Linked DNA regions of Homo sapiens: regions 2, 3, 4, 5 and 6 are each linked to region 1. A link is a contact called in ENCODE Hi-C or POLR2A ChIA-PET data. All regions are on one chromosome and are shown on one strand. Each heading gives the region's core, a stretch centred on a gene start or an enhancer-like site at or near the end of the contact. The rest is flanking DNA. Distances are from core to core; before and after follow the strand shown. Region 1 holds the start of MYADM (myeloid associated differentiation marker). Region 2 holds the start of KMT5C (lysine methyltransferase 5C). Region 3 holds the start of PPP6R1 (protein phosphatase 6 regulatory subunit 1). Region 4 holds the start of ZNF808 (zinc finger protein 808). Region 5 holds the start of PPP1R12C (protein phosphatase 1 regulatory subunit 12C). Region 6 holds the start of ZNF83 (zinc finger protein 83).

Region 1 (4,238 bases), core at 1,719-4,218:
AGTCCTTGCAAAACCTACAGCTTCCACCTCCTTGTCCTAATGGCCCCCAGGAATCAAGTGCCCGTCCTCTTAGAAACCAGGTGCCCAGTTCTTTCCTTAGGCTGTAAACTGTCTCAACGCAGCCACAGGACTAAACCCAAGGCCTCTCCTAGCCACAGGAAAGTAACTTCCTCCTTTCAGCTTCAGGCACTTTGCAGGGCAGTAGCACAGGCCTTAACCTCTTCGTGGCAGTCGCAGGACAGCAGCTCCCTGAGACAAAGGAGCCAGGGCCTGGACTCGCTTCTTCCTCAGATACCTCAGTGTCTGGGACCCTATTCCTTGGAGCCCAAGCTTCCTGGTCCTTCTCCCAGGATCTAGGAGCCCAGGACCTAATCCTTCCTCCTTCAGACCCACGAGTCCAGACCCCAGCCCCTCCTCCCTCAGACCCAGGAGCCCAGGCCCCCAGCCCCTCCTCCCTCAGACCCAGGAGCCCAGGCCCCCAGCCCCTCCTCCCTCGGACCCAGGAGTCCAGACCCCAGCCCCTCCTCCCTCGGACCCCGGAGTCCAGGCCCCCAGCCCCTCCTCCCTCGGACCCCGGAGTCCAGGCCCCCAGCCCCTCCTCCCTCGGACCCAGGAGTCCAGACCCCAGCCCCTCCTCCCTCGGACCCAGGAGTCCAGACCCCAGCCCCTCCTCCCTCGGACCCAGGAGCCCAGGCCCCCAGCCCCTCCTTCCTCGGACCCAGGAGTCCAGACCCCAGCCCCTCCTTCCTCGGACCCAGGAGTCCAGACCCCAGCCCCTCCTCCCTCGGACCCCGGAGTCCAGACCCCCAGCCCCTCCTCCCTCGGACCCAGGAGCCCAGGCCCCCAGCCCCTCCTCCCTCGGACCCAGGAGCCCAGGCCCCCAGGCCCCCAGCCCCTCCTCCCTCGGACCGAGGAGCCCAGGCCCCCAGCCCCTCCTCCCTCGGACCCCGGAGTCCAGGCCCCCAGCCCCTCCTCCCTCGGACCCCGGAGTCCAGGCCCGCTGCCTACTCACCAGCGGTCTTAGCAGAGGAATCCACGGAGAAAGATCTGGTGGTGGAGACGGATTAAGCCACACTTGGAACAGGCTGTAAGAGCACCTGAGGGGGAGGTAGGCCGTTAGCGTCCGTTTGGACAGGCTCCTCCCTCTAGGGATCGAACGCCCTGCGGAGACAGGAACGTGGCGTGGAACCCAGCAGGGCCCTGGCGGTGACCCCGGGTAAGCCCCGCCCCCTCCCCTCCCCGTTCAGTTAACTGTTTGGGCTGCGGCGGACGGAACCCAGCGAAAGTGCACGCCCCGCGGGCCGGCGTGGGCGCGTGTGTGATCTTAACCCCGCGGGGGCGGGGGTGCGGGCGGCAGTGGCGGGAGAACCCTGGGCGGCGGCTGTGGAGGCGGGCGGCCCAGCCAGAGCCGGTGTCTCCGCGCCTTATAAGGGCTTCGAGTCGGCCCAGGCATCTGGAATGTGTCAGGGACCAGGAGGCGGTGCCCGGACCCCCGCCCGCCTCCGGGGCTGCCCGCCCTCTCCCGGATTTCCGGGGGGTGGGGACCCCGACTCTCAGGGTTGGAGGCCTGCATTTCTGGATCCCTATAAACATGGGCTGAGAGCCCCCCCAAGAGCATCTCTAAGACCGGAGTGGGCAGGGACCCGGGCCTCTGAGGGGCTCAGGCTCCAGGCCGGAAACTGCACGCGGTGCTGGCGTCAGGCCCGAGGCCCAGCTACGCCTCCCACGGCCTCCCTAATCGCCATTCGGGGCTTGCGGGAGCACCTGGGAGGCTCCACCCGGAGCCAGACACTGCCTGCCCCCACGCCCCTCCAGGACCCTCGAAGGAGAAGGAAATCGGGACTGGCCCAGCGTCCCGTGCTCTAGAAGGCGGGCTACTGCCCCGTCCCAAGCAGGGGAGGAGGACGAGCGAGGGCGTCACTCATTCTGTCCCCCGCGGAAGGTGGGCTAGCCGCGGAGGGGGGCGCGCAGGGGAGGGGGGCGCGCCGAGGGGAGGGGAGGGGAGGGGTCCACCCCGCCCTTAGGGCCTCCAGCCATCGCCCGAGATCAGAGCTCAGGAATGCGCAGCCAGACCCTGGAGGGTGAGGAAACACCCCTCCGGGATTCCTCGCAGCGCACCCGACTCTCCGGGCCACACCCAGCCCCTCAGTGTCCTCCCTCGTCCACTCCAGACGCCACACCCATCGCTCACGCTGAGAATCGGGCCCCGGAACCCCAGCTTCGGCTCTCGGCACCCAGAGGTGCGGGACGCAGCCCTGTCTTCTCCTCCTTTCCCAGCTCCTTCTGCACTTCGGAAGCACGGGGCTGGATCTTAACACCCCCCTCCCTCGGCCTTTCAGGAGCCCAAAGTTCCGATTCTGTCTGTCCCCTGGATGGGGAGGGGTCAGTAATTCTGAATTCCTTCCATTCTCATTCCCAAACCCAGGACACCTAACCCTAAGCGCTTCCCCTCCTAAAGGACCTCCACGTACCAGATTCCAGCCTCCAACTAGGGCACCTACGAGTCCCCATCTCTCTACTCCCGCAGACCCAGCCCCTCCTCCCTCAGACTCAGGAGTCCAGGCCCAGCTCCTCCTCCCTCAGACCCAGGAGTCCAGGCCCTCAGCCCCTCCTCCCTCGGACCCAGGAGTCCAGACCCCCCAGCCCCTCCTGCCTCGGACCCGGGAGTCCAGACCCCCAGCCCCTCCTCCCTCAGACCCCGGAGTCCAGGTCCCCTTCCCCACTCTTCCAGACGTATGACCTCCACAGTCCAGGTCCTCAGCCCTCTCCTCTGCAGAACCCCAAGAATCCTGGCCCAGCCCCAGTCTTTCTAGGGACCCAGACATTCTGAGACCCAGCCCATTCCTCTCTCTGGCCATAAAGACCCTAGACTGTTGCTTATGCCCTCTGGGGTCCCCACAACCTCACCTCAGGCAGCCAGTGGCGACTGCGGCTGAAGCAAAGACGACAGCGGCAGCTGGAAGGGTCTGAGGGCTGGGTGGGGTTGGAGGGCTGGGGAGCCAGCGCGGGCGGGACGGGGGCGGGGCCGGGGCGGGGCGCAGCTCCGGCTAGGGCGGTGGACAGGGACTTCCCCGAGTCTGGGCTATCCCAGCCCCGCCCCGAGGCGGGGCCAAGAGCAGACCACGCCCCCCAGAGTAAAAGTAGCGTGGAGCTCCCGCCCCACCCCAGTGAGCAGGGTGGAGGGCTGAGGTCACGGTTGCCGTGGTGACAAAACAGGAAGACACAACAGCTGGCGGCGTGGAGACTCCTGGGGGCTGCCCTCCTCGACACAGCCCTAGAGGAGTCTCCCGGGTAGGCCAGGGAAGACCGTTACCATAGAAACCCCGCATGTTTAGGGTTTGTTTAGTGCAGAGCCCCCCAGCTCAGGTCCCCGCCCCCGTCTCACCTCACTCCTTTCTTCCGCTCCCTTCCTACCCCCTCCTTCCTGGTCTGTTCCGCCCCCACCCCTTCCTTGCCGGATGAAACCTTAGACACCTGGGTCGCAGCGGATTGGGGGACCAGGCCCCTCAGTTCAATGGGGGGGCTAGGATCTCTGTCTCTTGGAGCCCTGAGGGAGAGCAGAATTGAGAGCAGTATTCCTGGGCTTTAGGTGGTTCTGGGCTACGATCCCTGACTGATGGGTCTCCCCAAGAAACAGAGGCTAGATTCCTGTATTTAAGGACTTGAAGGGGCGGCAAAATGCTCCCCTAGTACCCACTGGCACCGGGCGCCGCAGGGTAAGGGACTCGGGCTGGACGCAGGTCTCAGATATCACAGTGGATAGGGGTGGGGTGTGTTGGGGGCAAAATTCCTGGGAGCTAGCGCGGTAGCAGTTGGGGGCCCGGATTCCTGGGCTCCACAGGATGCCTAGGCTGAGGCCCAGATTCTTGGCTCAAAAGAACAATCAGGCCTGGGCGCGGTGGCTCACGCCTGTAATCCCAGCATTTCGGGAGGCTGAGGAGGGAGGATCCCTTGAGCCCAGGAGTTCGAGACCAGCCTGGGCAACATAAGGAGACTCTGCTCTATTAAAAATAAATCATCATGATCATCATAATAGAACCATTAAAGCTCAGACTCGGGTTTTCCGAGCAGGTGTTGCAAGCCTAGCCGCCTGGGTCTGGAAGGCAGCGATATTTTTGGCCTACATTCCTGACTCCTGGATGGAGGGAGGGACTCAGAATTTTAATGAGGATGGGGCTGGGGCTGGGGCTTGGGGCTCTGGATTCACGGATCCTGCAAGAGGGGAAGGGATCCAAGGG
Region 2 (5,107 bases), core at 1,417-3,916, 1.5 Mb before region 1:
CTAGGATTCTCTGAGCCTTGCCTCAGATGGTCCCAAGGGCTAGGAAGTCAGGGGGCCCCAGGGGCTGCGCTGAGGGACTCTAGAGCGTCTGCCAGGCGGGACCAGGCCCGGTGAGCGGGGAGGACACGCGGTGAGGGCGGGGGAGGGGAGGGCGCCCTCACGTGGGTCTTGAGGGCAGCCTCCTGCCGCGGGCCCCGGCTCTGGAAGTAGCGGGCCGTCCAGCCTCCCAGCGTCAGGGCCCGGTACGCAGCCTCCAGGTCCCGCTGCCTCAGGAAAGTTTCCAGCGCTGAGCGCAGGTGCTGCTGTCGCCGCAGGGGGGGCACAGGGCTGGGGGAGAGGGCATGCCTGGGTCCCAGGGCCTTCCCGGGCCCCGGCCCCAACCCCCACTTGGAGCTGAGGGGAGGACCAGGCTAAGGAGAGGGCCGAGGGGCGGCAGCGGTGCAAGGGGAGGGGTCCTGACCCCTCGGGCCCACCCTCGCCCCCAGGCCACCTCACCTGACGTTCATCTTATGGGTGCGGAAACCGAGGTAGGGGTCCAGGACGAGGCTGGTGGCCAGGTCGTCGTTCTCGCACAGTTCTCGTGCTGTCACTCTGTCGGGCCCCATGGTGCCCTGCGGACCATGCTGCCTCTGGCAGAGAGCAGGAGCAGGTGAGGGCAAGGCAGGCGCGGGGAGCCTGGCTTGGTGCTGACTCCACTCCCACGCTACTCAGAAGCCATGGGGGACGCTGGTGAGCCCCACGATCTCATCTGCAAAATGGGGAGAAAAGCAGTGCTGACTTCACCAGGCCGCTGGCGAAGATGGAATGCAACAAGTACTTCTGAGAGTAGGGAAAGCCCAGAGCCATGTCAGCCATCGCCTTAGCTCTTGCTCTTGCTCCGCAGCGCAGACACAGATCCCCCCTAAACACACAACCCCCACATGCACACCCATGCACACTCAGACTGACACACGCAGATGCCCCTGCCCATATGTACAGAGACCCCCTACACACACACATCTCTTTGGGCCCAGAGAAGGCTGACTGATTGGCAGCCGGGATCACCCTAAAGGCTTAGCACCGTGGGGAGCCGCTTCACCTCTAGCCCTCAAGGAGGAAAAGTCAAAGCTTCCCGCCAGCCCGAGGTCCCGCCCTCCACCCCCACCTCGACCCAGCCTCGGTCTCCGCCCCCTGCCTCCCCGGCAGCCTTCGGGAGTGGTCAGGAGGCTCCGGGTGAAGCCCCAGGCAGCCTGGAGGCGGGTGACGGGAGGGAGGGCAGGGGAGGGATCCCAGCACCTGCTCCCTCTCCAAGGATTCCAGGGGAGGGGGGCTCAGAGGACAAAAGCGGGGGTGGGGAGGGGAGCAAAGGAAGACTATGGGGAGGCAGCACAGGTCAATATTTACAAAAACATTTTTTTAAAGCGGAGCCAGGAGAGAACGGAGAGATGAAGAAAACCACCCAAACCCCTAACCCGGACGGAGGGCCAGCCTCGTCCCCGCACCACGGCGCTCGAGGCTCATCCGCGCCCAGGAGAGGAGGAGATGGGGCAGGGCAAGGAGCGGGAGCTGCAGAGACGGCTGTGGAGGGGTCGGGGACAGACTGCGAGGCTGCGGGAGAGAAAGAGGGGGCGCTGCAGGAGGACGCCAGGGACAGCGGGGAAGCTGGAGAGGGGGCTGGGGGCAAGGAGAGAAACGCACAGCGGTGGGCACGGCAGGGGGCTGTGGGAGGGAGAAGGCTGCAGCCGGGCCTGGGGGCGCTCAGAGGGGTGTGAGGAAGGGATGGGGGTGCCAGGGAGGACAGAGAGCGGGGAATGGCCTAGGGACTCAGGGAGGAGCCAGACGGGAGACCTGGGTCGGGGGGCGGTCCAGGGATGGCGGAGAAGATCCTGGGTGTCCAGTGAGTGAAGGGCCTGAGAGGGCGGACAGGGGCCCAGGGATCCAAACGGGCTTGGTGGGGTCCTGGGGGATCCAGGAAAGGGAGACCCTAGGGAAGGGCCTGGGGACCCAGGGAGGCGCCTGGGTAGGCGGTGAGAGCCCAGGGCAAGGGACCTGGAGGGTCAGAGGCCGACCTCAGGGTCCAGGGAGTGCCAGGAGAGGGACAGAGGGGTCAGGGAGAGGTTCTAGGGCACAGAAAGACCTAGAGGGTCCAGAAGGAGGCCTGGAGGGTGAGAGGAGGTCGGGGATTGGCCCTGGGAGTGCAGGGAGGTCCCGGGGGTGAGAGAAGGGTCAGGGAGAGGCCCTGAGGGTGCAGGGAGAGACCTGGGGGTGCAGGGAGAGGCCTGGAGGGTGAGGTCAGGGAAAGGCCCTGGGGGGTGCAGGGAGAGGCCTGGAGAGTGACAAGAGGTCAGGGAGAGGCCCTGAGGATGCAGGGAGGGCCGTGGACGTAAGAAGGGGGTCAGGGCCCGGGTGAGGAAGCACAGGAAGGAGGCTGCAGTGCCGCGGAGCCCGAGGCCCGGCGAGGGGCCGGGAGACGTGGGCGCCTGGACACGAGGAGGGGCCGGGCGGGGTGGGGGGCAGTCGGGGCAGGGGGCGACTGGGGAGCCAAGGCGGCGCGGGGCTGGGGCCGTGAAGGGGCTCAGAGATCGGGCCCCGCGCCGCCCCTCACCCGCTTCTCCTCCTCCTCCTCAGGCGCCCGCGCCGCCGCCGCCAACACCTCCCACAGCCTCCTTCGGCTCTCGTCAAACACTGTCGCCGCACCTCCCATCTGCTCTCCGGGCCAGCCCCGCCAAGGCCACTGAGGCTTTCTATTGGCCACAGCCACCGCCACTCCTCCGTTGCTACGAAGCTCACGGCGCTCCCATTGGCCAAGCCCCACTCTTTCCCTCCGCGCCCGGCTCTCGTCAATACACAGATAAAACCCCGCCACGCCCCCGCCGCCGTCAAACGCCGCGAACTGTTGTCAGTGGTTCACATCGCTGTCCTTTAGTCGCTGCCATGGAGACTTGTCCCGCCTTCGCTCACACTGGGGCTCGAAATCGACGCACTCATTGGCCGAAAGCGCAGTCTCTCCGGGCGAAACTCGGTTTGGGTCGGGTTATTCAGGTCCAAGTGGAAAGAGGGCGGGCTCTGCCAGCTCCAGTAGTCGTATATGATTGCCTGGCCTTGGGACAGCTCCTCTTTCCATTGGGTAAGGCCTCCGTCCATCACCATAGAGTCGCGGCCTCCCTCTTCTATTTCTCCGAGGAAAGCTTCGGCCACAGGAGGGAGAAAGCCAGACCCGGCGGGAGGGAGGCGGTGAATGCGCGCGCACCGCCATCCCTCTCCCCTCCCGCCCCGCGAGGCCTGCGGTTACCAAGGCGACGAAACTTTATTGACAGCTCTGCCTGGCTACAAAGGGCTCCTCAGTCTCTCTCCCTCCCTCCCCGTTTACACCGTTGCGTTTTGGGAGTATCCACACGCACTCTGTGGGACCTTCCCGCGATATGAACGGGGTCGGATGGAGGGAGGGGAGGCTGAGGGAGGAGTGGGGACTTTTGAGACAAGCCCTGACTCCTGGGGCGCTCCCCTGGGGCACCCCCTAATTGGGATCACCCCCCCTACCTCAATCCTAGAGGCAAACGTAACTAACAATTCATCATAATTACGCCGAGAATAATAAGCTCCACACTCAGAACAGGCGGTCTTTGTTTGCTTGTTTGTTTGTTTCGCCACAGCCATTCTTCCCTTAACGACACTGATACCATCTGGGCAGTGCGTGCTCAGGCGATGTCGTCATCCTGCCAGCATCCTAGAGCAACATCACTCACACCTACGTGGCAGGGCTGCTGGCACCTGGGCTGTAAGGTGGCCGGCGGCTCCTGGGCCACACAGCTGTGCAGCATGTTACTGTCCGGTAACACAATGTAGGCGCTTGTGTGTCTACACATATAGGATCACTGTCAGACATGCGCTCCACTGTACAGCTATAGATCGTGGGCACTTAAAACAATGCATGCCACAGAGTAGGTGCTGTTTTGGTGTGCTGTTTTTGGTGTTTTGGTGTGTGTGTGTGTGTGTGTGTGTGTGTGTGTGAGAGAGAGAGAGAGAGAGAGAGAGAGAGAGAGAGAGAGAGAGAGAGAGAGACAGAGACAGAGTATCGCTCTCTCGCCCAGGCTAGAGTGCAGTGGAGTGATCTCGGCTCACTGCAGCCTCTGCTTCCCAGGTTCAAACGATTCTCCTGCCTCAGCCTCCCAAGTAGCTGGGATTACAGGCATGCACTACCACCCCTGGCTAATTTTTTTTTAGACAGAGTTCCCTCTTGTTGCCCAGGCTGGAGTGGAATGGTGCGATGTCGGCTCACTGCAACCTCCGCCGCCCAGGTTCAAGCGATTTTCCTGCTTCAGCCTCCCAAATAGTTGGGATTACAGGCATGCACTACCATGCCCGGCTAATTTTTTTTTTTTTTTTTTTTTTTAGTAGATACGGGGTTTCACCATGTTGGTCAGGCTGGTCTCGAACTCCTGACCTCAGGTGATCCACCCACCTCAGCCTCCCAAAGTGCTGGGATTACAGGCATGAGCCACCATGCCTGGCCTGTATTGTGTTTTGAGACAGGGTCTTCCTCTGTTGCCCAGGCTGGAGTGCAGTGGTGCAAGGATGGCTCACTGCAGCCTCGACCTCCTGGGTTCAAGCGATCCTACAGCCTCAGCCTCCTGAGTAGCTGGGACCACAGACGCATGCCACCATGCTCGGCTAATCCTTTAATTTTTGTAGAGACAGGGTCTCTCTAGGGGCTCATTCAAGTGATGCTCCCTTCTTTTTTTTTTTTTTTGAGAGAGGGTCTTGCTCTGTCGCCCAGGCTGGAGTACAGTGGTGCGATCTCGGCTCTCTGCCTCCCGAATTCAAGTGATTCTCCTGCCTCAGCCTCCTGAGTAGCTGGGATTACAGGTGCCCACCACCATGCCCAGCTAGTTTCTGTATTTTTAGTAGAGGTGGGGTTTCGCCATGCTGGCCAAGCTGGTCTTGAACTCCTGACCTCAGGTGATCCACCCACCTCAGCCTCCCAAAGTGCTGGGATTACAGGTGTGAGCCACCATGGCTGGCCTAGGCACTTTGTTAATATGTACTGAATGAATGTGTGAATGACCAACCAATAAGGATGAAGCTGACAGTCTCTGCATTGCTCTGTGACTTTGAGGAAGTGACTTGC
Region 3 (5,107 bases), core at 927-3,426, 1.4 Mb before region 1:
TACAGGTGTGAGCCACTATGCCCGGCCAATCCTCCTCTTTCTTGTATCCTGGTTTCCTAGGACAATTTGATGTCAGACTCATTCCTTTTGTGTGGATTGTTCTGGTGGATCTGGGATTTTTGAGTCTATTTGGATTGGTTTTTATCACTCCTCTTCCTAAATCCAGGATAAATTGAGAGGTAGCTGCAGGATCTGAGATCCTGTCTCAAGAAAAAAGTTCCAGTTGTAGTCCCAGCTACTCGGGAGGCTGAGGCGAGAGGATTGCTTGAGCCCAGGAGTTCGAGGCTGCAGTGATCTGTGATCGTGCCATGCACTCCAGCCTGGTCGACAGAGCCAGACCCTGTCTCTTAAAAAAAAGTTTCAATTCTAATGCAAACACAATGTATATCTGTGAGTTCTGCTGGGTGGAAATCCAGACTTCAGTCATTAAAGCCCCCACAGCTTCCCAGCTTCCATTTGAAGGGTAGGGACTATAGCCACATCCTTATCCCTCAGTTCCTGACCTCTGTGTTAAAACAGTGTGGCAATGATGCCATCATATTGTGGAGAAAACAAGGAAGCCAAATGCTGGGTAAAAGACAAAACATCTCTATAGAAAAAAGAGAAAAGGAAATGCCTCTCTGTGATGGTTCATTTCAGGTGTTGACTGGGCTAAGGGATGTCCAGATAGCTGGTAAAACATTATGGGTGTGTCTATGAGGGTATTTCTGGAAGAGACTAGCATTTGAATCGGTAGACTGAATAAAGATCTTCCCTCCCCAGTGTGAGCTGGCATTATCCAATCCATTGAGGGTCTCAATAGAACAAAGAGGGCAAAGGAGGGGTGAATTTGCTCTTTTTTTTTTTTTTTTTTTTTCTCGAGACGGAGTCTCGCTCTGTCACCCAGGCTGGAGTGCAGTGGCCTGATCTGGGCTCACTGCAACATCCACCTCCCGGGTTCAAGTAATTCTCCTGCCTCAGCCTCCTGAGTAGCTGGGATTACAGGCGCACACCGCCACGTCCGGCTATTTTTTGTATTTTAGTAGACACGTGGTTTCACTGTGTTGCCCAGGCTGGTCTCAAACTCCTGAGCTCAGGCAATCCGCCCACCTCGGCCTCCCAAAGTGCTGGGATTATAGGCGTGGGGTCTTGAACTCCTGAGCTCAAGTACAGGCAGGCGTGAGCCACCACGCTGGGCCCTTTGTTTTTGAGACAGGTTCTCGCTCTGTCTCCTAGGATGGAGTGCAGTGGTGCAATCCGGCTCACTGCAGCCTCGGCTCAAGCGATTCTCCTGCCTTAGCCTCCCGAATAGCTGAGACCACAGGCGCGGGCCACCAGGCCCAACTAATTTTTTAAATTTTCTTTTGTAGAGACGGGGGTCTCCCTAGGTTGCCCAGGCTGGTCTCCAACTCCTGGTCTCATGCCATCCTCCGGCCTCGGGCCTCCTAAAGTGTTGTGATTACAAGCGTAAGCCACCGCGCCCGGCCAATTCGGAGTCTTAAAACAAAAACAAAAACAAAAAAGTTCCTCGCGCCCACACGATTTTTACAGTAGGCCTCTAACATGGGTAGAGAGGGGAGCTATTAAAGTTGGGGAAACCGAGGCTCAAAGCCAGAGGGACCTTCATCAATCTAGACACAAGGTCTAGGAGGTCTCTTTCAGTTGATGCTATTAGAAGCTGCTTTGGGCGGAACTGGCAACACCAGCGACCCGGCCGGGACTATCGCCAGCAGACGGAAACGACTGAGGGCCTCTGAGGCTCGGAGGCGGCTAAGCGCGAGAGCCGGACGGAACGAAGGCGCCTGGCTTTGGCTGGAGCGAAAACCAGGTCTGGATTTCGCAAGAGCCCGACCCTGGAGCCAAAGCTCCACTATGATTAGAGGAGACAGAACAGCGAACGGATTTCCAAACGGAGCGAGTGGGAAGGGAAATCCTGGAGCGGAATATTCACGGGGCCTTGGAACGGAGCCGGTGCGCAGCTGCGGCTCACTGAGCTGTCTGGGTTTATTCCGGGGCAGACCGTTGGCACCAACGGGCGCAAGCGCGTCTGCGGCGGCGGGGTTCAAGAGTGGGCGGTGTCGGGAGCGCCCGGGCGCACGCGCACTGCACCGCCCAGGCGTGCACCCCGCCCCCCGCACCTGCGCACCAACACAGCCGCGGGAGGGCGGGGCCTCCTGCGTCGTCCTGCGCTAGGGGGATTGTGGGATAGTGGCGGAGGGAGCCGGGCGTCGGAGGCCCTGAGGCCGGCCGCAGAGCCCGGAGATTGAGCGGCTTTGGGGAAGGGGTGGTTAAGGAAGTAGGCCTCGGCTTCCGTCGGTCGCTGCTCGGCTCTGCGGCCCGTTTGGACCGCGGAGGAGGTCGCCTTCCCCTCCCGTGGGGCGCTCGGTTGGACTGTGGAAACCGGGGCAACTTCCCCCGTCTTCCCGGCTGAGGCGCCTGCGTGGGCCTCGCGACCCGGCTCGCCAACCCGCCTCGGCCCGCACGCCCACCTCGCCTGCGGACCCCGGAGGTGCCTACGCGGACTAGTGACGCCCCCCGCCCGTCGGCAACTCCACCCGGCGCTGACCCCCTCAACTCTGCAGGACCCGGCGCGCGAGGACCCCACGACCCGCGGGCGCCTGCGCGGACCCCGCGAGCCCCGGCGCCTGCGCGAGTCCCCGACGCCGCCCCCGCCCCCACTCACCGGGCCCCGCAGCAGGGGCCGGAGCCGCCGGCGGCGGGGCGGGGGGGGGCGCCCCGATGAGCCCCGAGTGCGAGGAGCCGCCGCCCCCCCTCGCAGGTGAGCGGCCCGCGTCGCCCGACCCTCTCTCTCCAGGGCCAGGCGCCCACGTCTTCCCCTCTCCGCGTCCCCTCAGGCTTTTCCCTCTCGGGACCCCCGCGGGTCTTTTCTGCTTCGGATCCTTTCCCTCCTTCCTTCGGGTTTCCTCTCCACGGCACCCCGTTTCTTCCCCCTCGACCCTCCCCAGTCTCTTAATCTCTTCACCTCAGCTCCGCCGCCACCCTAGTCTCAGTCTCTTGCTCTCGGCCTTTTCCCACTCGCTCTCTGCAGCTGCGCTCCCCAGTCCCTGAGCCTCAGCTCCGCTCTCTTGCCTCTCTGGCCGGTTCCCCGGCCCCCCAGGAGTCTTTCTCCCTGGTTACCCTGGACTTTGCCTGCTTACACCCTTCCCTCTCGCCCCGATCTCTGCCCCGCCACCTCTTCCGTGGCGCAGCCTCCTTAGATCCCCGGAGCTCAGGACTGGAGGAGCGGGGCTTGTTTTCACCTTGACCGACCCTCTCCCGCCTCCGGCTTCTTGTGCGAGGGACCTGGGAGCGGGGCTTCTCTGGAGCAGCCACCACTCGGGCCTGCTTCAGTGAGATGAAGCCTGCTGAGGGCAGGCAGGGAGCCTGGCGCTGGGCACCGAGGAGGGGGCATCAGCCCTAGGCCCTGCCCTGGAGGTGGGGCCGGTCCCTGGAGGGGGTACAAAGGCAGAGCCGGACAGTCACAATTCCTGCGTGTCGTGATCGAGGTGACTTAGGGAGCTGCAGGGGGCCACAGAGCGGGAGGCACTGGTGAGACTGACTGGACGGACGGCTTTTTCTGTCTAGGAAGGATGAGTAGGAGGTGACAGATGGAGAGTGGGAAGAAGGGCCTTCCGGGGGGGGAAGGAGCAGCACGTGCAGATATGTCAAGGAAGGAAGGTCGGAGTCCTGAGTGCAGATGTATTGGGAGGGTGAGGGGCAGAGTAGTTCCGCCCGGCGTGCTTATCCAGGCCTCGAATGGGACCTCTGGTTGGGGTCTTTCTTGCTCGCTCGTAGTACACACAGACATGACCATAGACACCCGCCTGAAAGGCAAGATGTTTCAGGAAAGGAAGCTGCGTAGACTGTCAGGTGCGGTACTGGGTTCACAGTTGTAGAGAAACTGCAGTGGGATTTCATCCAGCCCAAGGGCGAGGGTCTAACTGTTAGCGTGCGCTGCAAATGCAGCAAGGACTCGAGATTGCCTGGATAACACAGGATGAGGACTTGGTTTACATACATGCACAACACACATGGAGACACGGCGCCCGGCCACGTGTGCTTACTAGTGGTGGGATGGCTGTTGGAGCTGCTTGTGCTGTTGAAAATGTTATGCTTTTTTTTTTTTTTTTTTTTTAACTCTAGTTCTGGGATTGGGATCATGAGAAGGCAGTCCAGCTAATTGTTAGAGGATCTTTTGCCAGACAGACCTAGGCCGAGTCCGGCTTCTGCCAAGCGAGACCTTGGACAAGTTGTTCCTCGTCTGTAAGTGGGGATAGCAGACTGCTCTCCTCAGAGGGTGGATCTAGGGATTAAGTGCAGGGTTTGTAGAAGCCTGTGGCAGAATGCAAGGCACATGACACTCTGCAATCAGTAGCTGTTTTGATGTTGATGATTTTGAGACTGGGTTTTGCTCGTTTGCCCAGCCTTGAACTCCTGGACTCAAGTGATTTTCCCACCTTAGCCTCCTAAGTAGCTAGGACTACAGGCACGTCCTGCAATGCTTGCTCAATTTTTGTGTTTTTGTACCACGCTTGGCTAATGTTTGTATTTTTTGTAAAGACTGGGTCTTGCTCTGGTGCCCTGCTGTGGTGCCCAGGCTGATTTCAAACTCGTGGGTTCAAGCAGTCCTCCTACCTAGCCTCCCAGAGAGCTGGGATTATAGGCATGGACCACCACACCTGGCCGTTCTTTCGATTATTATTTGATTTGGGAATGTCCATTGCAGTGGCTCTCAACTGGGGGCGATTGTGTCCCCTGGGGGACGATTGGCGATATCTGGAGATGTTTTTGGTTGTTACAACTGGGGGGAATGCTGCCAGTATCTGGTGAGTGGAGGTGGAGGCTAGGGATGTTGCTAAGTGTCCTCCAGTGCATGGGCAGCCCCAACACCGAAAAGAACCGTCCAGCCCAAATGTTAGCAGCGCAGAGGAGGAGAACTTTGCTCCACTGCTGGGGTATGGTGTGTCGTTGTGGCTTATTTGCTCTGTTGTGACTCATGAGCTGTGAGTTGGTGAGTTGTGTATTGCGAGTCACCACCATCTTTGTGGCCATTAGCTTTTGTTGGTTCATCTACTGTTTCTTTCCATTAGAGGAGAACCTGCTTGTCTGGTCCCCCTGCCCATTTTTT
Region 4 (5,107 bases), core at 1,564-4,063, 1.3 Mb after region 1:
TGTGTCAGCCAGGCTGGTCTTGAACTCCTGACCTCATGATCCACCCACCTCTGTCTCCCAACGTGCTGGGATTACAGGCGTGAGCCACCATGCCTTGATGTCCCTTTTAAAAACTACTATGGGTTGAGAGTGGTGGCTCACGCCAGGAATCCCAGCACTTTGGGAGGCCGAGGCAGCGGGTCACTTGAGGTAGGGAGTTAAAGACCAGCCTGGACCAACATGAAGAAACCTCGTCTCTACTAAAAACACAAAATTAGCCAGGCATGGTGGTGCATGCCTGTACTCCCAACTACTCTGGAGAGTGAGGCAGTAGAATTGTTTGAAGCCAGGGAGCGGAGGTTGTGGTGAGCTGAGATCATGCCATCGCACGCTAGCCTGGGCAAAAAGAACAAAACTCCCTCTCAAAAAAAAGGGGGGGGCTATGTAGGCCAGACGCGGTGGGCCATCCCTGTAATCCCACCTGTAATCCCAGTAATTTGGGAGGCCAAGGCAGGAGGACCCTTTGACCCCAGGGTTTTGAGAACAGCCTGGGAAACATAGTGAAACCACGTTTCTACAAAAAAAAAAAATATATATATATATATATATGTAAACTAGCTGGGCTTGGTGGCTCATGCCTCTGGTCCCAGCTACTCAGAAGGCTGAGGTAGGAGGATCACTTGAGTCCAAGAGGTAGAGGCTACAGTTAGAGGATCACGCCACTGCACTCCAGCCTGTGTGATACAGCCAGACCCTGACTCAAAATATCATTTAATTAATTAAATTAAAAGTATTATGTAATAACAGACAGCGACTTTTTTCCCACTTCTCTACCCCACATCCTCCCAATCCTAGGAAAAGGGAAGACAGTGATTCACAACTGAATAAGTCACTTCCCTCTGGTTGAATAGGGATTCCAAGTGGAACATAACCTCTGATGCCAAGATTTATAGAATGTACATGTTTTATAGACACCAATTTTAAAATTCTCAATCTGTATAATTTAAACAAGTTTTTAGTTATTAGATTATATACAGGGAAGTCAACATGTCACAACTAATCATATCCAATGAACTCATCCACTGATCTAAACCCAGTCTCTCGCCCCATTTTTTCTTTTGAGACAAGATCTCGCTCTGTTGACCAGGCTGCAGTGTAGTGGCATGATCTCAGTTCACTGCAGCCTGGACCTCCTGAGCTCAAGTCATCCTCCTACCTCCACCTCCAGAGCAGCTGGGAGTACAGGTGCACACGATTATGCCCCGTTATTTCCTTTTTTTTTTTTTTGGCAGAGATAGGGGTCTCACTATGTTGCCCAGGCTGGTCTCGAACTCCTAGACTCAAGCAATTCTCTTGCTTCAGTCTCCTAAAGTGTGGAGACTACAGGCGTGAGCCACTGTGCCTAGCCCCCCTTTCTTCATTACTGCGCTTCCCTCCCTAATTCTGTACATATCTCTCATTCTCCCCCTTCTCTCTCTAGCTCTTGTTTTCTTTTCTTTCTCCCTGGGATTCTGCTCTTCATTTTGTACCCCTCTTCTCTTCTGCTGTTTATCCCCCTTCTTCCCTCTATTCCTTCTCTTCCATCTCTTCTGCTCCATCCTCGCAACTTATTTAACCTCTTATTGCTCCTTCTCCCCAATCTTTCAATCGTCCTCAATCTCCATCTATTTCTGCCTCTTCACCCATCTCTGCGCCTCCTCTGCTCTCCCTGTTAAATTCTCTCTTCCCTGATATACTCCCCTGTCCCCACTCTGTGTCACCCCAGATCCCCAGGTGTCCTCCCTGCTGTGTTTCTCCCTCGGTTCTCCTTGACACCAGCACCACTCTGCTCTGTCTGCCCTGGCTCCAAATCCCTCCCTCTCTCCCTCACTCTGATGAGCCTCCCTCTTTGCTGCCACTCTCCCTACCTTGCCGTCCTTCATCTCTGTGTACATCTAGCTTTTCTCTACATTTCTCCAGTTGCTTTTCTCCACCTGCTTTTCTAGGTATTTTGTTGCTTTCTTTTTCCACTTTCACCATATCTTGGCATATCCCTCACCAATCCTCTATTTTGCCATCTGTTATGGGCCTTTCTTATTCTTTCTCTGTCTCAGGTTTTCTACTGCTGTCTGTCTCCTGATCCCTTCGGCCCACACAATCGCAGGAGGGTTTGGAGTAAGACGCCTGCATCCCGGAGGAGCGCGTTTTCCAAGGGCTGGAGCTCGGCAGGCAAGAAGACCCCATGTCACAGGACAGGGCCCTGCGTCCTTCCCAGTGTGGGTTCAATGGAAGCGGTGACTGCGGAGGAGAGACCTGGGGAGCCGCAGGCTCTGGCACGAGTAGGGAGGTGGGAGGAGGGGGGACGGCGCCTTGGGAGAAGGATGGGGTCTGCAAGATCCCAGGACCAGGCAGAGGACGCGGCCTCCCTGGGACTGGGGCTGCGGCGCGACGCTCCAGGGGCCGACGAGGGGTGGCTGGGAGGTGCGCCCCGGGCAAGAATCCACCTCGTGGGTGAAGACTTTAAATAGCGCGAGGAGGGAAGAGTCAGAAGAAGGTTTTGAGCAGAAAAACTACGCAATAGAAAGTGTATACATTGCCCTATAGCAGACAGACCCGGGACGGGACCAGCCTCCAGACGACTTTAAACCCGAAAGGAAGCGACACCCGGCCTCTCACTGGGCTGTCTCAATTTGCTCTGGGCGAAGGAAGACGGGCGAGAATTTCCAGGTCTGTGGGGACCCCACGTCCCAGGGACAGAAGCGGCGGGGACCTGGGAAGCGGAGACTTAATGCAACACAGAGCAAAACTCACCATGGCGACGTGACCTTCACTCCACCCGATCCGCTTCCGGGTTTGCGTTAATCTCCGCGCGCAGGACGGAAGCCAGGCCTGGGCGGGAGGTGGGAGGAGGTGGGCGGGGCCTGGGCGAGGTAGCGGCGGGGCGCGAGGCGCTGAGACCTTGCCCTTTAGAACCGGCAGAGGGCGGGGCCGGGGCGGGGCCGGGGCGGGACTTGCGCGTCTTTCAGCCTCTCTCCTAGCGTCTCTGTTTTTAGGTTGTGGAGGCGAGAGCGCCAGAAAGTCTGAGGCATGATTCCAAAGCCCTGGAATTGTCTGGAACCGGGATGCAAACTAGAATGTGAAATGCAAAGCCCTGCCTGGGCGGCATGTACGATGTCATGGTGACGGCCCACGGAACAGAATAGATGTCCTCTCCCTTTCTATCTCCATTCACTAGGGAGGGAGAGTCCACCCTGAGCTCAGCTTCAGAGACTTCCTTAAAGCCACCGCCAGGGGTGCGGGACGGAGTGCTTAGGCCAGGAAGGAGTGAGGTCACCACCTGCTGCTTAAACACAGCAGAGGCGCGGGGGCGGGAGCCTCAGGTCCCAGCTACTCAGGAAGCAACGGAGAGAATTGCTGAGCCTGGGGTCCCAAGCCAGCCTGGGCGACAAAGTAACACCCACTGCGGCAGGTCTCCCTTCCTAGTCTCTCTCTCTCTCTTTCCCTTTTTTTTTTTTTGGAGACAGAGTCTCACTCCGTCGCCCAGGCTGGAGTGCCGTGGAGTGATCCCAGCTCACTAGAACTTCCGCCTCCTGGTTTCAAGCGATACTCCGGCCTCAGCCTCCCGAGTAGCTGGGACTACAGGCATGCGCCACCATGCCCAGTTAATTTTGTATATTTAGTAGAGACAGGGTTTCACCATGTTAGCCAGGCTGAACTCCCGACCTCAGGTGATCCGCCCACGTCGGCCTCCCAAAGTGCTGGGATTACAGGCGTGAGCCACCGCGCCCGGGCCTTTTCCCTTTTTAAAAAAAAAAAAAAAACTTTTTTAAATAAAATTTTTGATGGTGTGACATAGGGATCCAACATTACTCTTTTCCATGTGGATATCCAGTTAGTTGTCCCAGCACATTTGTGGAAGAGATCTATTACTTTATTATTATTATTATTATTATTACTATTATTGAGACACAGTATTTCTGTTGCCCAGGCTGGAGTGCAGTGGCGAGATCTCAACTCAATGCAGCCTCTGCCTCCTGGGTTCAAGCGATTCTCCTGCCTCAGCCTCGGGAGCAGCTGGCATTACAGGCGCGTGCCACGATGCCCGGTTAATTTTTGTATTTTTCATAGAGACGGGGTATCACTACGGTGACCTGGCCGGTATCGAACTCCTCACTTTAAGTTATTTGCCTGTGTCAGCCTCCCAAAATGCTGGGATTACATGCGTCAGCCAACATGCCTGGCCCAAGAAATATTCTTTACTTTGCTTTTTAAATGTTGACAAAATATAATTGAAAACTAAAAAATATTATCCCAAATGAGAAATCATCTCCACGACGATAACAGAGAAAGAAATAAAAACCATTTTGTTAATAAATAAACCTTAGGACCGGGCATGGGGGCTCACGCTTGTAATCCCAGCACTTTGGGAGGCTGAAGCAGGCGGATCACGAGGTCAGGAGATCGAGGTCATCCTGGCTAACATGGTGAAACCCCGTCTCTACTAAAAATACAAAAAAATTAGCCAGGTGTGGTGGCGTGCACCTGTGTCCCAGCTGCTGGGGAGGCTGAGGCAGGAGAATGGCGTGAACCCAGGAGGCGGAGCTGGCAGTGAGCCAAGATAGCACCACTGCACTCCAGCCTGGGTGACAGAGCAAGACTCGGTCTCAAAAAAAACAAAAAAAAAAAATCAGCCGGGCGTGGTGCCCAGCGCCTGTAGTCCCAGCTACTCGGAGAGGCTGAGGCAGAAGAATGGCGTGAACCCAGAAGGCGGAGCTTGCAATGAGCCGAGATCGCACCATTGCACTCTAGCCTGGGCGACAGAAGAGATTCCGTCTCTAAATAAATAAATCAATAAGCCTTGACCAGAATGTGATGGGAAATAGAGGCAAACAGCTAAGAGGTTGAAAAGAGAGAAAGAAACTTCACTGTTCTATACAACCCATTAAGGACATATTTTCAAGATAAACACTAATCAGTCCTCAGGGAAGAGGACTTGACAACACCCTTGGTCGCACATAGTTCATCCTGGCTCTACTTGGTAATGGAGGTGACCATCTGTGTCAGCTAACTAGCTTCATCCCGAGGGAGGGGAAGAAACCCTAACCCATGTCTTTTTGGCAAGTTTGAGTTTTACAACATGGCGACAGGT
Region 5 (5,107 bases), core at 1,796-4,295, 1.2 Mb before region 1:
CGATGACAAGAGTGAAACTCCATCTCAAAACAAACAAACAAACAAACAAAAACAAACCATAAACACAAACTCATAAACAACATACATCCAGCCACAGACATGATTGCAAATACACACAATTATACATAAAGGCACAGAATACATACAGAACCAGAGCTACACGGTAACACCCTGAAGACCGACTTCTTGTTTTCCTGGGGGAAGGAGGTTGGTGTGTAAGTATGTGGAAAGTGTGGGGTTCAGGGACCACACCTAAGAGCCACCAGAACTATCCCTTTCTATAGAAACAGGCTTCGTGGCGGATGAAGACCCCATCTTGGGGTTCCACCAGATATTCCTACTAAAGAACATCAGCTGGGTGTGGTGGCTCATGCCTGTAATCCCAGCACTTTGGGAAGCTGAGGCGGGTGGATCACTTGAGGTCAGGAGATCGAGACCAGCCTGGCCAACATGGTGAAACCTTGTCTCTACTAAAAATACAAAAATTAGCCAGGCGTGGAGCACGCCTGTAATCCCAGCTACTTGGGAGGCTGAGGTAGGAGAATCACTTGAACCTGGGAGGCGGAGGTTGCAGTGAGCCGAGATCACATCACTGCACTCCAGCCTGGGCGACACAGTGAGACTCCGTCTCAAAAACAAAACAAAACCAAACAAAACAAAACATCAGCGATGCAATGATGCTTGGGTTTGCACCAATGATATGCAGGCTTGCTCTGCACAACTTCAGCTGACCTCCTCTCCACCGGGCCCTCACGCTGCCTCCTCTTCCCTCCTCTTTCCAGAACTATTGCCACTCCTCCAGATATGATGCACAAATGAGCAGGGTCGCAGTGGGAGTGGGCGCAGTGCGCTGATGCCACGGAGGTGTTGTGCATGACGTCTGGACACTAGACTAGCTGCATGTAATGGGAAAAGTTTGTGTTGTACCAGCGCATGCCTTGGAAAGACTTAAGTAATGCAAAAGGTTGTCCTTTAAAAAAAAAAAAAATCTGGCCGGTCGCGGCGGCTCACGCCTGTAATCCCAGCATTTTGGGAGGCCGAGGCAGTCGGATCACGAGGTCAGGAATTCGAGACCAGCCTGGCCAACATGGTGAAACCCCGTCTCTACTAAAAAACAAAAATTAGCCGGGCGTGGTGGAGCACGCCTGTAGTCCCAGCTACTCAGGAGGCTGAGGCAGGAGAATCGCTTGAACCCGGGAGGCAGAGCTTGCAGTGAGCCGACATCGCGCCACTGCACTCCAGCCTGGGCGACAGAGCAAGCCTCCGTCTCAAAAACAACAACAACAACAAAAAAAAACAAAACTACTGACAAGTTGCTCTACTTAACCCAAAGAAAGTGAAGGAGAAAGCGGCTGCCTCACCGCCTAGACATTGAGTCGCCGGATGTTTCAATGCCTCATGATACAATAAAACCACAAAAATTTTCGTAACAGCAGCAGCAACAACAACAACAAAAGAGAAAGAGAGAGGGAAAGAAACAGGCCTCGTGGGATGCGCAGTTTACGTCTCCGCGCAAACCCAAGGACTTCAGAGTGGGTGGGAAACTCCCACAGCGCTTGGGAAACAGTCTGTAGTCTCTGTCCCGATTTTGGCCCTTTTCTGTATGATTTTTATGGGACTCTTCCTGTCACAAAGTGCCAGCCACCTTCCCAATCTTGAGTTGGGCGCGGGATCCGTAAGGTGAAGATCAAGGTGTGCTCATCGCTTGGGCCCGCTGAAAGGTGATTCGCCCCCCACCTGCTGGAACTCCTTGCCCGGGACCACCAATCCCAGCATGCCTTGAGAGCGCGCGAGGGCCTGGGCGGTTCCCAGGAGGTCCGGGTGGGCGCAGGAGAAGCGCGGGCCAGTGAAAGCTCTGAGAGCCCTGTCCCTGTGGACACTGTGTCTTGGGTTCCTTTACTCGGTGTGGCTCAGGGATTACCATTAGGGAGTGGAGTGTGGATTTCTCTTGCCCCGAGCCCTAAATGCCTTGGGGCCCTGCCTTGCACCCCACTGTGCTTTTAGGGGTGTGGCCCTGTGGGCTACATTTCCCAGCGTGCCCTAGGATCGTGGTCCTGACCTTTTCACCGCAAATTTCATTTCCCAGCATGCCCTGCGAGGTCACCCAGGGAAGCTTGGAAGTGGACTGTCTTTCATGGCTTCTAGGTTGCGGACTCAGTTTCCCATGGTGCCCTGGTGAACCCATTCATTCATTCATTCCAAAAATATTTGCGATCAGGTTCTCTCAGGTTCTGTTCTAAGAACCGAGGACAAGTAGTGCACAGAAGACAAAAGATCCCGCTCTCGTGGAGCTTATTTCTAGTTAAGGGGTCAGGAAAAAAACCAAAATAAATAAAACCCAGCTGGGCATGGTGGCTTACGCTCGTCATCCCAGCAGGATTACAGGCCGAGGCGGGCGGATCATGAGGTCAAGAGATCAAGACCATCATGGCCAACATGGTGAAATCCCGTCTCTACTAAAAATATAAAAATTAGCAGGGCGGGGTGGCGCGCGCCTGTTATCCCAGCTACTCTGGGGACTGAGCCAGAATTGCTTGAACCTGGGAAGCGGAGGTTGCAGCGAGCCGATATCGCGCCACTGAACTCCAGCGTGGCGACAGAGCGAGACTCCGTCTCAAAACAAAGAAAACAAAATAAAACAACAATAACAAAACAACTCTGCCTCTCCCCGCACTCCCTCCCACGCGGCTGTCCAGTCGAATTCCTAACTGCCCCGGGGCAGTCTGCTATTCATCCCCTTTACCCGGTGCTACACACTTCCTAGTATGCCGTGGGGCACCCCTCCGGCCTGTAGACTCCATTTCCCAGCATTCCCCGGAGGAGGCCCTCATCTGGCGATTTCCACTGGGCGCCTCGGAGCTGCGGACTTCCCAGTGTGCATCGGGGCACAGCGACTCCTGGAAGTGGCCAAGGGCCACTTCTGCTAATGGACTCCATTTCCCAGCGCTCCCCGCGACCTGCCCAGCACACCCTGGGGCAGCGCCGTGACGTCAGCACGCCGGGCGGGGACCGGGAGATCCTTGGGGCGGTGGGGGGCCAGCGGCAGTTCCCGGCGGCCCCCGGGGCGGGCGGGCGGGCGGGTGGTGGCGGCGGTTGGGGCTCGGCGCTCGCTCGCTCGCTGGGCGGGCGGGCGGTGCGATGTCCGGAGAGGATGGCCCGGCGGCTGGCCCGGGGGCGGCGGCGGCGGCTGCCCGGGAGCGGCGACGGGAGCAGCTGCGGCAGTGGGGGGCGCGGGCGGGCGCCGAGCCTGGCCCCGGAGAGCGCCGCGCCCGCACCGTCCGCTTCGAGCGCGCCGCCGAGTTCCTGGCGGCCTGTGCGGGCGGCGACCTGGACGAGGCGCGTCTGATGCTGCGCGCCGCCGACCCTGGCCCCGGCGCCGAGCTCGACCCCGCCGCGCCGCCGCCCGCCCGCGCCGTGCTGGACTCCACCAACGCCGACGGTATCAGCGCCCTGCACCAGGTCAGCGCCCCCCGCCCGGCGTCTCCCGGGGCCAGGTCCACCCTCTGCTGCGCCACCTGGGGCATCCTCCTTCCCCGTTGCCAGTCTCGATCCGCCCCGTCGTTCCTGGCCCTGGGCTTTGCCACCCTATGCTGACACCCCGTCCCAGTCCCCCTTACCATTCCCCTTCGACCACCCCACTTCCGAATTGGAGCCGCTTCAACTGGCCCTGGGCTTAGCCACTCTGTGCTGACCACTCTGCCCCAGGCCTCCTTACCATTCCCCTTCGACCTACTCTCTTCCGCATTGGAGTCGCTTTAACTGGCCCTGGCTTTGGCAGCCTGTGCTGACCCATGCAGTCCTCCTTACCATCCCTCCCTCGACTTCCCCTCTTCCGATGTTGAGCCCCTCCAGCCGGTCCTGGACTTTGTCTCCTTCCCTGCCCTGCCCTCTCCTGAACCTGAGCCAGCTCCCATAGCTCAGTCTGGTCTATCTGCCTGGCCCTGGCCATTGTCACTTTGCGCTGCCCTCCTCTCGCCCCCGAGTGCCCTTGCTGTGCCGCCGGAACTCTGCCCTCTAACGCTGCCGTCTCTCTCCTGAGTCCGGACCACTTTGAGCTCTACTGGCTTCTGCGCCGCCTCTGGCCCACTGTTTCCCCTTCCCAGGCAGGTCCTGCTTTCTCTGACCTGCATTCTCTCCCCTGGGCCTGTGCCGCTTTCTGTCTGCAGCTTGTGGCCTGGGTCACCTCTACGGCTGGCCCAGATCCTTCCCTGCCGCCTCCTTCAGGTTCCGTCTTCCTCCACTCCCTCTTCCCCTTGCTCTCTGCTGTGTTGCTGCCCAAGGATGCTCTTTCCGGAGCACTTCCTTCTCGGCGCTGCACCACGTGATGTCCTCTGAGCGGATCCTCCCCGTGTCTGGGTCCTCTCCGGGCATCTCTCCTCCCTCACCCAACCCCATGCCGTCTTCACTCGCTGGGTTCCCTTTTCCTTCTCCTTCTGGGGCCTGTGCCATCTCTCGTTTCTTAGGATGGCCTTCTCCGACGGATGTCTCCCTTGCGTCCCGCCTCCCCTTCTTGTAGGCCTGCATCATCACCGTTTTTCTGGACAACCCCAAAGTACCCCGTCTCCCTGGCTTTAGCCACCTCTCCATCCTCTTGCTTTCTTTGCCTGGACACCCCGTTCTCCTGTGGATTCGGGTCACCTCTCACTCCTTTCATTTGGGCAGCTCCCCTACCCCCCTTACCTCTCTAGTCTGTGCTAGCTCTTCCAGCCCCCTGTCATGGCATCTTCCAGGGGTCCGAGAGCTCAGCTAGTCTTCTTCCTCCAACCCGGGCCCCTATGTCCACTTCAGGACAGCATGTTTGCTGCCTCCAGGGATCCTGTGTCCCCGAGCTGGGACCACCTTATATTCCCAGGGCCGGTTAATGTGGCTCTGGTTCTGGGTACTTTTATCTGTCCCCTCCACCCCACAGTGGGGCCACTAGGGACAGGATTGGTGACAGAAAAGCCCCATCCTTAGGCCTCCTCCTTCCTAGTCTCCTGATATTGGGTCTAACCCCCACCTCCTGTTAGGCAGATTCCTTATCTGGTGACACACCCCCATTTCCTGGAGCCATCTCTCTCCTTGCCAGAACCTCTAAGGTTTGCTTACGATGGAGCCAGAGAGGATC
Region 6 (5,107 bases), core at 1,006-3,505, 1.2 Mb after region 1:
GGAGGTGGAGGTTGCAGTGAGCTGAGATTGCACCACTGGGCGACAGAGCAATACTGCCTCTCAAAGAAAAACAAAAAAGAGTTTTCCTGTTAATAATTAGGAAGACTAAGCAGCCCCAGAGATAAGACCTCATGGGATCATTGTTACTTCTTATGGAGTGATAAAGTGACCTTCCTCGAATTGTATCAATCCATAACCAATCAAGTTGCTGCAACCTATGCACTGGGCTTGAATGAAAGCTGTCATGATTCTGCTAAAGATTCTCTGTCTTTCCCTGTGTGTGAAACCTTAACGTCTCTACTTTGGAACGCCGATCTCATTTATTTGGAGTTGGTGTTTCCAGGTGGCTTTCTTCAAGCTTTGTGTTCACATAAACTCAGTACTTAATCTTACATTCTAAATTTTATTATTTACTGCTGACGTCAGTTTCTGTCGGATTGTAGGCGCCTGACCAGAGAGGGCACGCGTCGCTATGTTGTAAAACTCACACTCGTCAAAAAGACATGGGTTAGGGTTTTCCCCCTCCCTCTGGATGAAGCTAATTAGCTGACACAGATGGTCACCTCCATTACCAAATAGAGCCAGGATGAACTATGTGTGACCAAGAGTGTTGTCAAGTCCTCTTCCCTGAGGACTGATTAGTGTTTATCTTGAAAACATGTACTCAATGGGTTGTATAGAACAGTGAAGTTTCCTTGTCTCTTTTCAACCTCTTAGCTGTTTGCCTCAATTTCCCATCACATTCTGGTTTAAGGCTTACTTATTAATAATGTGGTTTTTATTTCTTTCACTATTATCATCGTGAAGATGATTTCTCATTGGGGGGAAGATTTTTTTTGTTTTCCATTATATTTTCTCAAAATTTAAAGAGTAAAGAAATGAATATTTTTTGGGCCAGGAAGTGTGGCTTATGACTATAATCCCAGCACTTTCAGAGGCTGAGGCAGTCAGATCACTTGAAGTCAGAAGTTCGAGACCAGCCTAGCCAATATAGTGAAACCTCGTTTGTATCGAAAATACAAAAATTAGCCGGGCATGGTTGTGCGCGTCTGTAATGTCAACTACTCCGGAGGCTGAGACAGGAAAATCGGTTCAACCCAGGAGGCAGAGGCTGCAGTGAGCCCAGATCTCGCCACCGCATTCCAGCCTGGCCAAAAAAGAAAACTCTGCCTCAAAAAAAAAAAAAAAAAAAAATAGAAAAAACTAAATATATAAAAGAAAATAAGCCGGGCGCGGTGGCTCACACCTGTAATCCCAGCACTTTGGGAGGCCGAGGCGGGCGGATTACTTGAGGTCGGAAATTTGAGACCAACCTGACCAACATGGAGAAATCCCATCTCTACTAAAAATACAAAATTAGCAGGGCATGGTGGCACATCCCTGTGATCCCAGCTACTTGGGAGATAGAGGCATGAGAATCGATTGAACCTGGGAGACAGAGATCGCGCCATTGCACTCCAGCCTGGTCAACTAGAGCAAAACTCCATCTCAAGAAACAAAAAAAGAAACTGATAGATCTCTTACACAAATACGCTGGGACAACTAACTGGATATCCACGTGGAAAAGAATAATGTTGGATCCCTATGTAACATCATCAAAAATTTTATTATAAAAAAGAAAAGAGAGAGAGAGACGAGGAAGGGAGCCCTGCGGGAGGGGGTGTTACTTTGTCGCCCAGGCTGGCCTGAACTCCCAGGCTCGGCGATCCTCCCGCCGCTGCTTCCTGAATAGCTGGGACCTCAGGCTCCCACTCCCGCGCCCATATCCCAGCTGTGTTTAAGCCGCAGGTGGTGACCTCACCCATCCTTGGCCTGAGCACTCCATCCTGCATCTCAGGCAGTGGCCTGAGTCTCTAAAGCTGAGCACAGCGTGGACTCTCTCCCAAGTGAATGGAGAATAGAAAGGGAGAGGATTTCTATTCGGTTCTGTGGGCTATCAGCATGAAATTGTACCTTCCGCCCAGGCAGGGCTTTGCATTTCACATTCTAGTTTGCATCCCCGTTCCAGATAATTCCAGGGCTTTTGAATCATGCCTCAGCCTTCCTGGCCGGTCTCGCCTCCAAAACCCGAAAAATGCCTCTGCGCTGGGAACGATGCTGAGAGACTCACAGGTCCCGCCCTGGCCCCGCCCACTGCTGGTTCTAAAGGGGAAAGTCTCTCGGCTTCCCACCCCGCCCCTACCTCATCCAGGCCCCGCCCACCTCGCGGGCCCCGCCCAGACCTGGCTTCTGTACTGCGCGCGCACATGCGCGCAAACCCGGAAGCGGATTATGTGGAGTGAAAGTTACACCGTGGCGGTGAGTTTCGCTCTTCTATTAAGTCTGCGCTTACCAGGTCCCCGGCGCTGCTGTACCTGAGACGTGGGGTCCCCACAGACCTGGAAATTCTCTCCCTTCTTCCTTCACCCAGGACAAATTGAGACGTCCCCATGAGAGTCCGGATATCGCTTCCTTTTGGGTTTAAAGTCGCCCTGAGGCTGGGCTGTCCCCGGTCTTTCTGCTGTAGGGCGATGTATACACTTCCTGTCGCGTAGTTTTCCTGCTCAAAACTGTTTTCTGACTCCTCCCGCCCCTCGCTTTTTAAAGTCCTCACCCGAGAGCTGGATTCCCGCCCTGGGCGCCTCCCACCCTCGCCTTCGTAGGCCACTGGAGCGCAGCGCCAGGGCCCCAGTCCCAGGGAGGCCGCGTACTTTGCCTGGTCCTGGAATCCTGCAGACCCCAACCTTGTCTTAAGGCGCCGTCTCCCCCCCACCTCCCTCCTCGTGGCGGGCCCTGCTGCTCCACAGGTCTCTCCTCCACAGTCACCTCTTCCCCTGAACCCGCGTTGGGGAGGTACCCGGGGCCTGTCCTGTGACACGGGGTGTTCTTGCCTGCCCAGCTCCAGCCCCCGGAAAACGAGCTCCTCCGGGATGCAGGCGTCTTATCCAAACCCTCCTGTGATTGTGTCGGCCAAAGGCATTGGGAGACAGAGCAGTAGAAAAGCTGAGACAGAGAAAAGAATGAGAAAGACCCATAACAGAGGGCAAAGTAGAGGGTGGGTGATGGATTTGTCAAGAGACAGCAAAAGTGAAAAGAAAAAAAAAGAAAGCAGGAGGAGAAAAGTAACTGGAGAAACGTAGAGAAACCTAGATGTACAGAGAGATGAAGGACAGCAAGGTAGGGAGAGGGGCAGCAAAGAGGGAATCTCATCAGAGTGAGGGAGAGGAGGAGGGATTTGGAGCCAGGGCAGACAGAGCAGAGTGGTGCTGGTGGCAAGGAGAACAGAGGGAGAACCACAGCAGGGAGGACACCTGGGGATCTGTGGTTCCACATATTGGGGACAGGGGGTATAACAGGGAAGACGGAATTTAACAGGGAGAGCAGAGGATGCACAGAGATGGGAGAAGAGGCGGAAATATATCAAGATTGAGGACGATAGAACGATTGGGGAGAAGGAACAGCAAGAAGTTAGGTAAGTTGCGAGGATGGAGCAGAAGAGGTGGAAGAGAAGGAATAGAGGGAAGAAGGGGATAAACAGCAGGAGAGGAGAGGGGTACAAAATGAGGAGCAGAATGCCAGGTAAAAAGAAAAGAAAACAAGAGCTAGAGAGAGAAGGGGAGAATGAGAGATATGTACACAATTAGGGAGGGAAGCACAGTAATGAAGAAAGATGGGCTGGGCGCAGTGGCTTACGCCTGTAATCCCAGCACTTTAGGAGACTGAGGCAAGAAGATTGCTTGAGTACAGGAGTTCGAGTCTAGCTTGGGCAACATAGTGAGACCCCCATCTCTACCAAAAAAAAAAAAAAACAACCGGGCATGATAGTGTGCACCTGTAATCCCAGCTACTCTGAAGGCCGAGGCAGAAGGATCACTTGAACCCAGGAGGTCCAGGCTGCAGTGAGCCGAGATCATGTCACTGCACTCCAGCCTGGTCAACAGAGCAAGACCCTGTCTCAAAAGAAAAAAAGGGGCGGAGGACTTTGGGTTTAGATGAGTGGGTGAGTTCATTGGATACGATTAGTTGTGACATTTGACTTCTTTGTATATAATCTAGTAACTTAAAACTGCTTAAATTATACAGATGAGATTGAGAATTTTAAGAATCCTATCTATAAGACATGTACATTCTATGAATGTTGGCCTCAGAGGTTAGCTTCCACTTGGAATCCCTATTCAGCTACAGTGGAGTGACTTATTCACTTGTGAGTCACTCTGTTCCCTTTTCCCAGAGTGGGGTAGGGAGTGGGGCAGTGAAGTGAGAAAAAAATCCCTTTCTGTTAACACATAATTTTTAACTTAATTAATTAACTAACATTAAGAGACAGGGTCTGGCCAATTGCCTAGGCTGGAATGCAGTGGCATGATCTTTAACTGCAGCCTGGTCCTCCTGGGCTCAAGTAATCCTCCTACGTCAGCTTCCTAAGTAGCTGGGACCACAGTGATGAGCCACCAAGAAGCCCGGCTAGTTTTCTTTTTCTTTCTTTTTTTTTTTTTTGTAGAAACGAGGTTTCACTGTGTTTCCCAGGCTAGTCTCAAAATCCTGGGCTCAAAGTATCCTCCTGCCTTGGCCGCCCAGAGTACTGAGATTACAGGAAAGAGCCACCGCACGTGGTCTACATAGTTTTTTTTTTTTTTTGAGTTGGAATTTCCCTGTTGTTTCCCAGGCTGGAGTGCAGTGGCGTGATTTCGGCTCACCACAATCTCAGCTTCCCAGATTCATGCGATTCTCTTGCTTCAGCCTCCCAACTAGCTGGGATTACAGACGCCCACCAAGCCCAGCTACTTTTTGTATTTTTAGTAGAGATGGAGTTTCACCATGTAGCCCAGGCTACTCTCGAACTCCTGACGTCAAACAATCTGCCCACCTTGGCCTTTCAGAGTGCTAGTATTACAGGCATGAGCCACTGTGGCCAGCCCAATTTTTGTATTTCTAGTAGAGGGTTTCAACATGTTGGCAGGCTGGTCTCTAATTCCTGAGCTTAAGCGATTCTGTCTCCTCAGCTTCCTAAGTAGCTGGGAACATAGACACACAGACGTGTACCTTCATGCCTGGCTATGTTTTTGTATTTTTGGCAAAGATGGGGTTTCACCATGTTGCCCAGGCTGATCTCAAACCCCTGAGATTA

The links. A loop is a pair of places that touch in the nucleus more often than their neighbours do. ChIA-PET counts read pairs that join two places held with the same protein, here RNA polymerase II (POLR2A). Pooled maps may share reads with other maps.
Region 2: a loop to region 1 is called in a map of CD8-positive, alpha-beta T cell, with 31 times the contacts of the local background. The contact joins the promoter of KMT5C here to the promoter of MYADM in region 1. A Hi-C loop is called at or near these places in 2 of 168 maps with a recorded cell type or tissue (B cell and CD8-positive, alpha-beta T cell), 2 of 37 single-sample maps with no recorded cell type and 12 of 50 pooled maps.
Region 3: a loop to region 1 is called in a map with no recorded cell type, with 19 times the contacts of the local background. The contact joins the promoter of PPP6R1 here to the promoter of MYADM in region 1. A Hi-C loop is called at or near these places in 6 of 37 single-sample maps with no recorded cell type and 10 of 50 pooled maps. POLR2A ChIA-PET finds 5 or more read pairs at or near these places in 1 of 52 experiments (activated CD8-positive, alpha-beta memory T cell).
Region 4: a loop to region 1 is called in a map of ascending aorta, with 7 times the contacts of the local background. The contact joins the promoter of ZNF808 here to the promoter of MYADM in region 1. A Hi-C loop is called at or near these places in 1 of 168 maps with a recorded cell type or tissue (ascending aorta), 2 of 37 single-sample maps with no recorded cell type and 11 of 50 pooled maps.
Region 5: a map of sigmoid colon shows a loop between it and region 1 (8-fold over the local background). The contact joins the promoter of PPP1R12C here to the promoter of MYADM in region 1. A Hi-C loop is called at or near these places in 3 of 168 maps with a recorded cell type or tissue (aorta, ascending aorta and sigmoid colon) and 14 of 50 pooled maps.
Region 6: a map of ascending aorta shows a loop between it and region 1 (8-fold over the local background). The contact joins the promoter of ZNF83 here to the promoter of MYADM in region 1. A Hi-C loop is called at or near these places in 1 of 168 maps with a recorded cell type or tissue (ascending aorta), 1 of 37 single-sample maps with no recorded cell type and 12 of 50 pooled maps.

What each region holds. Positions count from the first base shown.
Region 1 is chr19:53,866,613-53,870,850 of GRCh38, reverse strand. MYADM (myeloid associated differentiation marker) reads right to left here and starts at 2,968. Exons shown (of 3, transcript NM_138373.5): 1 at 2,908-2,968; 2 at 1,013-1,097. It overlaps MYADM-AS1 (MYADM antisense RNA 1), which reads left to right and starts at 1,744. Exons shown (of 3, transcript NR_184033.1): 1 at 1,744-1,942. RefSeq lists enhancers at 251-1,164, 1,165-2,078, 3,188-4,163 and a silencer at 1,353-1,412.
Region 2 is chr19:55,337,435-55,342,541 of GRCh38, reverse strand. It overlaps KMT5C (lysine methyltransferase 5C), which reads right to left and starts at 2,666. Exons shown (of 9, transcript NM_032701.4): 1 at 2,585-2,666; 2 at 496-748; 3 at 162-327. The coding sequence starts at 605. RefSeq lists silencers at 1,090-1,269, 2,515-2,574 and enhancers at 2,595-2,664, 2,974-3,747, 3,748-4,522.
Region 3 is chr19:55,256,086-55,261,192 of GRCh38, reverse strand. PPP6R1 (protein phosphatase 6 regulatory subunit 1) reads left to right here and starts at 2,176. Exons shown (of 24, transcript NM_014931.4): 1 at 2,176-2,758. RefSeq lists enhancers at 1,539-1,588, 1,669-1,718, 1,749-1,948, 1,954-2,928 and silencers at 1,778-2,072, 1,979-2,258, 2,389-2,488, 2,659-2,718, 3,903-4,096.
Region 4 is chr19:52,525,374-52,530,480 of GRCh38, reverse strand. ZNF808 (zinc finger protein 808) reads right to left here and starts at 2,813. Exons shown (of 5, transcript NM_001039886.4): 1 at 2,770-2,813. RefSeq lists enhancers at 2,540-3,367, 3,368-4,194.
Region 5 is chr19:55,115,575-55,120,681 of GRCh38, reverse strand. PPP1R12C (protein phosphatase 1 regulatory subunit 12C) reads left to right here and starts at 3,045. Exons shown (of 22, transcript NM_017607.4): 1 at 3,045-3,459. The coding sequence starts at 3,139. RefSeq lists enhancers at 2,690-2,969, 3,930-4,009, 4,410-4,459, 3,814-4,649 and silencers at 3,030-3,109, 3,300-3,379, 3,400-3,499.
Region 6 is chr19:52,635,503-52,640,609 of GRCh38, reverse strand. ZNF83 (zinc finger protein 83) reads left to right here and starts at 2,255. Exons shown (of 3, transcript NM_018300.4): 1 at 2,255-2,298. LOC137778871 (a long non-coding RNA gene) reads right to left here. Exons shown (of 3, transcript NR_197425.1): 3 at 5,031-5,107. It also overlaps the pseudogene LOC124904757. RefSeq lists a silencer at 2,008-2,207 and enhancers at 2,418-2,537, 2,291-2,808, 2,809-3,327.